Linked DNA regions of Homo sapiens: region 2 is linked to region 1. Evidence: read pairs that join two places in POLR2A ChIA-PET (ENCODE). Cell type or tissue: OCI-LY7. All regions are shown on one strand. Each heading gives the region's core, and the rest is flanking DNA. Links, peaks and the distances in the headings are about the cores only. Region 1 overlaps RASSF6 (Ras association domain family member 6). Region 2 overlaps ANKRD17 (ankyrin repeat domain 17).

Region 1 (5,394 bases), core at 242-5,241:
TAATTATTATAGGTCCCTTCTGGACTTTAGAACCTTCTATAGACATGGCACATTTGTTCACCTTTCCGTGGAACATCAGCCTCATTTCTGCACCTCTACCACACTAGTGTTGCAGTGGTCTCACTCATCTTGCTGGCTCTATCTTGTCTCGTACTGAAATCTATCTTTCACATTCTACCTAGTGATCCTTAGTATCATCATGTCTTTCACCTGCCTAGAATCTTCAATAGCTGCCCATTGCCTGCGAAGTGAATTCCAAGTTTCTTAAAATGGTTCACGGGGCTCATTCATTGCTCAGCATTCCCCATTTTACATGTTGCATTCTTGGAATCCCAACTCTTGAGTTTTTTTCTGTGAACTATAGAAATAGCTACATGTCCCTTTTCATGTTGTTTCTTTGCCAGGTAAACTCTTTACATTCTTCTTTTCCTGTTTAATTCTCACCAACCAAGGTTCACCGTAGGCAACATCTATTCCTTAAAGCTCTCACCCACCCTCCCAGCATGACTGAGGCCTCTTGACTGTGCTCACACAGCAACTGTATCATGTTCAATAAATGACCTTCTGTGGGATGGTGTAATGTGAATAGACACAGATGATCAACTTAACAGTAATTCTTCACCTTGCTGTTCCCCTAATGCCAAGTTAAATTAGAATGTTACAGACATACATTGTATTTTCAAGGTTATATTAGACATATTGTTTCATCAGGTACATAAACTAATCATCTTCAAAAGTTTCTCTGGTAAGGTGTACACACGATTAAAAGAAATGTTTGGACAACATTCACCATTGCTATAATTTGTTCAGGCAACTTCTAAATTTTCTTTTCTAATTCCTTGCTTTGTATTGCACCACTAATTTACCTAATTTTACTCCAATACTTTAGTTTACTGAGCTCTAATCTTCAACACTCCAAAATCCTTCAAAATCCAATTAATAATCAAAAAGATTCTACTCATGGTGAGAAAAATACTTCTATGGTATCCAGCTACCCTGTATTACACAGTGGATTACAGATTGGAAGACTTTCTCTGCGAAGAGCCAGATTAGAAATATTTCAGGCTCTGTAGGTCATATGATTTCTGTTACAACTACTCATCTCTGCAGTTATAACAGAAAAACAGACATAGACAATGAGCAGACAAATTAGTGTGGTGATATTCCAATACAACTTTGTTTACAAAAACAGGCAGCCTGGGACCACCATCTGCCAACTCCTTATGTCATTTGTAGACTTATTTCAGTTGAGGATTTAGTCAGGCTCTATTCAGGTTCAGAAACATTTTCCAACTGCACATGATCCTGAAGTAAACACTTTAAAGGCTGCTCATACTCTACTATGTAATGTACTTTTATCAGAAGCAGAAGCTGAGGGAATAAGATTATGTAAGGCTCCATTTGCTTTCATAACAACTCTCACAGCTCAGCATATCAGGAGTTGCATCCCAAGTGTCCCTGAAGTTTCTTTACAGTAAAATTTCTTTATGGTGAAATTTCTTAATAGTGTTCTGGCACTAAACAATGAGTGCTATAAATCATGTTCATGTTCTTGGCCAGTAGTATAATTTTTAGGAAATATCCTATGACAATGACCCCAGGAGAACAAAATCAGTGTGACCAATGATATTTAGAAGAGACATGTTCATTAACATTAAAAATGGAAAGTAATCCATTTGGGAAATGAACCAACAGTATGGAGGACTTCAGGAGGATCTTTTTATGGCAATTGTGTGAAGTGTATTGATCCTTGGAAACGTACACCTTGAAAATTACAAGTGAGAAAAAGCCAATGGCAACATACATGCTTACCTGATTTCAAACATGTAACAGTCAGTATATATAAATTCTGTCATTCAATATTCAGTATTTATTGAAGAAGAGCCTACTGTGAGCAAGTTTCTGCTCTGAGAACCAGGAACACAGGAGTGAATAAAGTGGACCAAACTCCCTGCCCTCTCATTTTCTTATGAGACAGAGACAGATATTGAGGATCAAAGGGATTTTAGCAATTGAAATACTTGGAATTTTAATATCATGACTTGTTGGGTCTTTTTTTTTTTTATAAAACCGCTTATATGAGAAAGCTTTTCTTCCTTTGTTTATTGTTGTTTAGGCAATGAATATTTCCCGATAATTTTAGTCAACCAGAATTTGTCCTGCTATGTACCAAGTACTCTTCCAGGCACAGGATACAGTGTGAACAAAATGCATACATACCCCTGCCCTGTTGGAGCTACATTCAATGGAGGAGACAGAACATAAGGAAATAAGTAAAATATATAGAAGTTGACTCAGGGACAGGGGCAGAGGAGAAAATCAAGATATGAAATGCTGGGAGAAGGTGAACTTTTAGATTGGGTGATCAGGAAGGACTTCTTGAGAAGATGACTTTTGATTAAATAATTAAAGAAGATGAATGAGCTGGCAAGGTGAACGTTTGGGGGAATATCATTCTGGGCAGAGGGATCAGCAAGTGCAAAGGCCCCAAGATGAGAATCTGTCTGGAGTGGCCAAGGAACACCAGGGAGGCTGGTGGTTGCATGAAGTGAGGGAAGGGTGGGAGGAAATGAGATGAAAGAGGTAACAGAAGACCAGTTGCATCCAGCCTTTTAAGCCATTGTAAGGATGTTGGCTTTTAATCTGAAAAACAAGAAGACATTGAAGAGTTCTGAGCAAAGAGGAGAGATGGTCAGGTTTGCATTAAAACAGTTTCTGCTGTTGAGAGTAAACAACAGATACAGGGAGGCTTTTAGGAGGCTGCTGCAATAATCCAAGTGAGAAATGATGATCATCTCAAGAGGAGCATCTCAAGACATAGAGACACTGAGAGAAAGATAGAATAGAGGTATGGTAAGAGCCAGTGTTCCCACTGCCAGGGCCCACCTGCCACAAAGGGTGAGATAAGTCAGGAGCATTCCTTACCACAGCTGTTTTCCCAGTGGGAGACACAGGGAGGAGTTTCCAGGCAAGAAAGCGCTGAGTCACTCACCAGCACATCTGGTCTCAGATCTTGATACCCAGCTAGAAGGGCGGAAAGGTAGAGGGCTCCTCCCCTACAAACTTTCCTGGCCAAAGTCGGCCATTGTCAGCTGTGTGGGGCAGGCCAGGAGAGAAGCTCCCCTGCCACAGTAACAATGAGCCTTTGCTTACTGTTGCTTCACCCAGCCAGCTGGGATCTTTGACTTCTGTGGTTGCCTTTAATAGTCTAAACAGCCCCGGCAAGTAGGACAGATCACCTTCATTTCACAGCTGTGGAAATTCAGGGATACTAAGTGACTTACACAAGGGAACACAGATTTGGAGAGTTGGGGCACTGGTGTCCCATCCCATGCCCTGGGGACACAGGAGGGAGTAGTGTATAGAGAGATGGTATCAGCCACACACCAGTGCTTAATTTAGGTTGGTTAAAAATGTTGAAATACAAAAAGGAATATGAAACCAAATTCCTGTTTCGTGGCTGCCTCCTGCTACAGAACACTGTTCTCACCATTTTTGTCCTCAGTCATTTCCCACCTTTGGTTATTTATTTATGAATTAGCAACTTCAACATTTGCTGATATTTTAAGAATGCTTCCACTTCCAATGACTTATGTTAAGTTAAAGTGACAGAACAGTAAAGATTCCATTAAACTATTTCTTTCTATCTCATACCTTTATGAAAGTACCATTATCACCTTTTACGTTAAAAACTCTAAGACTGATTGTAATTAATTTTTTTTTATTTTTAGGGAACAACTTAATTCTTTATTGAAGACCTATAACATTTTTTATGAGAACCAGAAAAATCTGCATATTTTATATGGAGAGGTAAGCCCACTGAAGAAAGGCAATCCGGTGTTATTCACACACACACATGCGTGCACACACACACACACACAATTCTGGAAGAAACAGGTGAAAGTTTAACTTGATTATGATTCTTTTAGACTTGGGCTTGGAACACTTGTGACTTTCTAAGCATTTTTGAGATAGAAAAGCATTTAAAAATTTTAATGACATATTTTCTTTCTATTTTAAAAATAGAATATGAATATTTTAACAGCATTTACACTGAAAATCTATCACAATACTTTCTTACAAATGCGTCAGAATGTATATAGAAAGATATTCATTGTGATGTCATTTGTAATGCAGAAAATTGAAGACATCTCTATCAATTAGGGATTATTCAAATAAATTATGATGCATCTGTAATGTCAAATTTGATTTGGGTTTTAAAATGAATGCATTAGATTCCAATAGATGTGCACTATATCAAAATAATAAAAATTTTGAAATATTAAAGAAAGAATTCAGGAAAGTCCTGAAGCTAGAAAGCATTTTTCTAACTTTTAAGTTCAGGGGTACAAGTGCAAGTTTGTTACATAGGTAAACATGTGTCATGGTGGTTTGTTGTACAGATTATTTCTTCACCCAGCTATTGAGCCTAGTACTCATTAGTTATTTTTCCTGGTCCTATCCCTCCTCCCAAATTCCACCCTCTGATAGGCCTCAGTGTCTGTGGTTCCCCTCTATGTGTCCATGTGTGCTTATCCTTTAGCTCCCACTTATAAGTGAAAGCAAACAGTATTAGGTTTTCTATACCTGCATCAGTTTGCTAAGAATGATGGCCTCTAGCTCCATCCCTGCAAAGGACATGGCCTTGTTCTTTTTTATGGCTGCATAGTATTCCATGGTGTACATGTACCACATTTTCTTTATCCCATCTATCATTAATGGGCATTTAGGTTGATTCCATGTGCTTGCTGTTATAAATAGTGCTGCAATGAACATATGTGTGAATATGTCTTTATAATAAAATGATTTATTCTCCATTGGGTATATACCCAGTAATGGGATTGCTGGGTCAAATGGTGTTTCTGTCTTTAGGTCTTTGAGGAATCAACACACTGTCTTCCTCAATGATTAGATTAATTTACACTCCCCAGCAGTGTATAAGGGTTCCTTTTTCTCCACAACCTCACCAGCATCTGTTATTTTTTGACTTTTTAATAATAGACATTCTGACTGGTGTGAGATGGTATCTCATTGTGGTTTTGATTTGCATTTTTCTAATGATCTGTTATGTAGAGCTTTTTCATATGATTGCTGGCCACATGTATGTCTTATTTTAAGAAGTGTTTGCTCATGTCCTTTGCCCACTTTTTAATGGGGTTGTTTGGTTTTTTCCCTTGTAAATTTGTCTAAGTTCCTTGTAGATGCTGAATGTTAGATCTTTGTCAGATGCATAGTTTGCAAAAATATTCTCCCATTCTGTAGATTGTCTGTTTACTCTATTGATAGTTTCTTTTGCTGTACAGAAGCTCTTTAGTTTAATTAGATCCCATTTGCCAATTTTTGGTTTTGTTGCAATTGCTTTTGGCATCTTCATCATGAAATCTTTGCCCATGC
Region 2 (5,394 bases), core at 182-5,181, 400 kb after region 1:
GGCCTTGAAAGTGCTTTTTACAGGATTCTCTTCTTTTAAAAGTGAAGACTTGGAATTTAATATGTCTTAAGTGTGCTAGTATTTGTATTACAATTGCTGTTTCTTTCTCTCAGAGTTCTGACTACAGAGTTGCGTAAGTATTGAGTAGAATGTCCCCAGCTCTGTTTTCTCCCTAAACTATATTATTTTAATGTGGTGTTTTACAGATTGGGAGGTTTATCACATTGCATTTATTGCATGATAGCACAGTTATCTGTATTGCTGTAAACATCACATAAGCCTTGATTTTCATAATGCAGACAGTATTCTCTATATGGCTGTAGGAATATAAGACTTCAGTGGTGTTTGCATAGTAACTCCTTTTTCACCTTCTACTACAAGAGCCCCTCTTGTAGCTGGGGAGTGCACCCACAAGATCTAACAGCTGTTTCAGAGCTGCTCATTTTAGAGTGATTGGTAGGGAGTTGGTGGCTCAGAGGTCCTAATCAGAATGTGTCCTGGGTTCTGAATGACTAGCAGACTATCATTAACCAAATAAATTATGGGATTTTGTCTTAATTATATACATATACATATACACACACATACACATACACATACATGTGTATATATTCCCTAAAACTTAATAAAGCTCAAATAATAAAATCAGATTTCTTAAGTATTCCAATTCCCTTTAAAATGTAAATCAGATTTTATAATTCTTTTGTTCAAAACTGTCCATTGGCTCCCATTTCACTTAAATCAAAAGCTAGTTTTTACAATAAGCTAAGATAGCAAACATTATTATCTATTTACTTATGAGTTACTTATGTAACTCAGCATCCAATAACACTGTAGGTGCTCAATAAAATAGTTGCTGAATGGATAACTTTCACTATTTGGATGAGATCCAACAGAAAAGAATACTCTTAGCTTGACAAACAATGGTAAACAGAAGTAACATTAGAACACTAGATCCTTGCTCACTTAAAATCAGACATAAGTATATGTTTGTGTGTGTGTGTAAATATAAACGTATATATGTATATAAACATACACATACGTGTATATATGGTACATATTTGAATTAAATGAAATATATCAGAATTTGTGGTACACGATTAAAGCTTAGGTCAGAAAAGAAGAAAGTTTTCAAATCAGCGATATAATAATTTCCAACTTAAGAAACTAGAAGAGCAAATTGAACCAAAGCAGGCAGAATGGAAGAAAGAATAAGATAAGAAAATCAATGAAATTAAAAGCAACAGAAACTAAGGCCAGGTGCAGTGGCTCATGCCTGTAATCCCAACACTTCGGGAGGCCGAGGTGGGCAGGTCACGTGAGGTCAGGAGTTTGAGACCAGCCTAACCATCATGGCAAAACCATCTCTACTAAAAATACAAAAATAAGCTGGGCATGGTGGCAGGCACCAGTAATCCCAGCTACTCGGGAGACTGAGGCAGAAGAATCACTCTGGGAGGCAGAGGCTGTAGTGAGCTGAGATTGCCACTGCACTCTAGCCTGGGCTACAGAGTGAGACTCCATCTCAAAAAAAAAAAAAAAAAAAAGAAACATGGTTCTTCGAAAGAATCATTAAATCTGCTAAAGCTCTAATCATACTAACAGAGGGAGAGAACATACAAATTATTAACACTGGCAGTGAAAAAATGTAATGTTGCCTCCCATCCCACCCATATACACTAAAAGGCTAACAGGGACTAATATCTGTTAGAGAAATTGTATTTCACATGAAAAATTCTTCAGCAGGCTGGGCACGGTGGCTCATGCCTGTAATCCCAGCACTTTGGGAGGCCAAGGTGGGCAGATCACGAGGTCAGGGGATTGAGACCATCCTGGCCAACATGGTGAAACCCCCTGTCTACTAAAAATGCAAAAATTAGCTGGGTGTGGTGGTATGCGCCTGTAGTCTCAGCTACTCGGGAGGCTGAAGCAGGAGAATAGCTTGAACCCGGGAGGCAGAGGTTGCAGTGAGCCGAGATTGTACCACTGCACGCCAGCCTGGTGACAGAGTGAGACTCTGTCTCAAAGAAAAAAAAAATCTTCAGCAAAGAAAACTCTTAAGTCTACATGACTTCGTGCACATATTACATGATATGTTAAAGGTAAAAATAATACTAATTCTTCACAAACTTTTACAGAAAATATATGATGAGGGATTACATTTCCACTCACATTATGAGACCAGCATTACCCTGATACCAAGACCAAGCAAAGATATTATAAGAAAAGAAAATTAAAACCAATATATATCATGAACATAGATAAAAAATCCTAATAGAATATTAGCAAACAGTCCAACAATATGTAAACAAGATAGCTCATCACCAAATGGTGTGTATCCTAGGAATATAAAGTTGGTTTAAATTGTTTAACGTTTACTGATCCATCAATGTAATTCACTATCAGCACACTCAAGAAAAAAAATTATAATCACAGTAGATACAGAAAAGGAACTTGACAAAATTCATCATCCACTGATAACAAAAAATTCTTAGCAAACTAGGAATATAAGAGAGTTACAATAATTAATCAGTGAGTTTAGCAACGTTTTCCATTCCTATATATTAGAAATGAACATTTGGAAAATGAAATTTTAAAAACGCACCAATTCTAATTGCACCAAAAAACATGAAACACTTAGGCATATATCTAATAAAGTATGTATGTAGTTTTTGTGCTGAAAACTAAAAAAAACAGTTAATGAGAGAAATAAAAAATGACCTAAATACATGAAAAAATATGTAGTATCTAGGCTTATGATTTATTTCAGGTTAATTTTTGCCTATGGTGGAAGGAGTAGGTTAAAGTCCCAAGCAATAGGTTGATAGCCAGATGTTTCAGCTGTATTACAGTATATGATATATACTACAATGTATAGTATATATATTTCCATGTATTTTTAAAAGTCAATACTGTTAAATGTAAATTCCCCCGAAAACAAGAGTATCAATGCAATCCCAATCAAAATCCCACCAGATCCTCTCCTTTTTTTAATTTACAAGCTTTTTAGTATCTATATAGAAAAGGCCCTATAATAACCAAAACGGTTTTGAAAAGCAAGAACTAAGTTGGAGAATTTAAAGATTTATTATAAAGCTAATCAAAACAGTGTGGCACATATATTAATGGATCAGAATAGTCTAGGGAAGATACATAATACTTGACAGAGATGCCAAGGCAATTCAATAGAGAAAATGTAGTCTTCTCAACAAATGATGCTGAAACGTTTGACTGTCAACCTATGTTTTGGAACTTCAACCTATTCCTTGGCACTATGTGCAAAAATTATCCTGACATTAATCATATGCCTCAATGTAAACAATGCAACTTCTAGAAGAGAACATAGAAAATCTGTGACTTTGGGTTAGATAGAAGTATTTTATATATGGCAAAAAACCACAAACATAAAATAACCCCCGATAATTTGGATTTCATTGAAATTAAAAACTTTTGTTCTTCAGAAGATACTAAAAAGAAAATAAAAAGACAAACTACTGGCTTGCAGAAAATATTTGCAAGCCATGTGTTTGATAAAGGACTTGTTTGGTATATATTAAGAATTCTCACAAATCAATATTGAGAAAACCCAATAAAAAGATGATTTTTTTGTTGTTGTTTTTGAGACAAGGTTTCACTCTGTCACCCAGGCTAGAGTGCAGTGTCGCAATCATGGGTCACTGCAGCCTCAACCTCCTGGGCTCAAAGGATCCTCCTGCCCCAGCCCCGAGTACTTGGGACCACAGGTGTGCACCACCACGCCTGGCTAGTTTTTGTATTTTTTGTGGAGATGGGATTTTGCCACGTTGACCAGGGCTGTTGCAGAACTCCTAGGCTCAAGCAATCAGCCCACCTTGACCTCCCAAAGTGCTCCAATTGCAGATGTGAGCCTCAGGGACCCAGCCAGGAAAAGGTTTTAACAGATACTTTATTGAAGATTTGCTGATGGCAAATAAACACAAGATAAAGGTGTTCAACACCATTAATTAGCCATTAGGGAAAAGCAGAGTAAAACTACAAAGGGGGGAAAAGCCAGAAGATACCAAAAGCTAGTGAGAATATGTAGCAACTGGAACTTTCATATATTGCAGGTAGGAATGTATAGTGGTGTCACGTAAAAGTCTGGCAGTATTTTATAAATTTAAACATACACTTCTCATATGACCTGTCCTCCTCTTATGTACGTATTTAAGAGAAGTGAAACCATGCCTGCATAAAGTAGTGTATTTAAATGTTCATTAGCTGGTGAATAACCAAACAAATTGTGATACATCCATATGATGAAGTACTGTTCACCATTAAAAAGAAATGAACTGATGCATGCTACAACATTTATGAATCTCACAAGCATTATGTGTTTGAGAAAGAAGCTACATTCAGAAACCTGTGATTCCATTCATTCTGGAAAGGAAAAAATGAAAGTAACAGAAAAGTCATGATTGTTAGAGGCAAAAGGTAGTGGTACATGATTGCCTACAAATGGACAGGACAAATTTTTGAGTGTTAAAATACTGTGTATCTTAATTGTAGATTATATATTTTTCAAAATTCGTAGATTTGTACCACGAAAAAAGGGTGAATTTTACTCTAAAGTATACTTCAATAAACCTGATTTTCAAAAGGAAGGAAAAAGAATTAAAAGAAAAAGAATTAAAAGAAGAGAACATAATATGTTCCTGATTTTACTTATCTTGAGAAAACGAGCAGTTGCTTTAACTAATTCTTACAATATTTTATTTTGTTGCCAAAACTTTTTCTTTCATTTAAAAAGAATGAGGTTGCATATGCATACTTTCAGATGAGTTACATGTACCAGCAAGTTAATCCTATATATCTCAAGACAATACAAATTGTTATGATAGCTCTTTCAGAATTTATTCTAGAAATATGTAAATGGTTGGGTGATTCTTTATATTTTTGTTTGAAAGTCTAAAGAAGTTGTTTTTTCTCATTAATTGTTTGCTAAAAATCACGGTAGAAAACTGCATTTTTTTTTTAAGGTAAGCAATATAGAAGGGTATGGAGTAAGTAAAAAGGTACAATTCTCTCTTTGATTTCATTCTTTGATTACCACTGTTAATAACTTGGGTTTACCCATCTTGAAATTTTTTGTGTACATTCTTGCACATGTGTATATGCTTTATTTTGCTTTTTAAGTCAACTTAAATAGGTACATACCATGTTTTTGTTTTTGTTTTTGTTTTTTTTGCTTCAGGCTGCTTTTTTCCACCTAACAATGTGAAGATCATTCTGCATCAATATTAATGTATCCATTTGGTAAATATTTTTTAAGTAGTTAATGTTTAAGGCACTATTCTAGATACAGGGGATAGAGCAAGGAACAAAATAGGTTCTTTGTCCAAGTGAACTTATATTCAAGTGAGAGGAAGACAATAA

Evidence for each region. Peaks named below come from ENCODE experiments on the same cell type or tissue, not always from the same donor. Only the 100,000 strongest peaks of a DNase experiment are listed, where the experiment ranks them.
Region 2: POLR2A ChIA-PET joins it to region 1 with 7 read pairs; 1 of 35 experiments calls an interaction of 5 or more read pairs at or near these places.

Annotation. Positions count from the first base shown.
Region 1 is chr4:73,597,056-73,602,449 of GRCh38, reverse strand. RASSF6 (Ras association domain family member 6) reads left to right here. Exons shown (of 11, transcript NM_177532.5): 3 at 3,732-3,810. Among named protein-coding and RNA genes, the nearest start is that of RASSF6, 21 kb to the left of the region's middle. In OCI-LY7, for the core only: no CTCF peak of the experiment used is centred there; a DNase peak (open chromatin) is centred at 3,099; H3K4me3 peaks cover 1,137 bases; H3K27ac peaks cover 4,591 bases.
Region 2 is chr4:73,192,158-73,197,551 of GRCh38, reverse strand. All of the region lies in intron 1 of ANKRD17 (ankyrin repeat domain 17), which reads left to right. Among named protein-coding and RNA genes, the nearest start is that of ANKRD17, 64 kb to the left of the region's middle. In OCI-LY7, for the core only: no CTCF peak of the experiment used is centred there; no DNase peak of the experiment used is centred there; H3K4me3 peaks cover 440 bases; H3K27ac peaks cover 1,144 bases.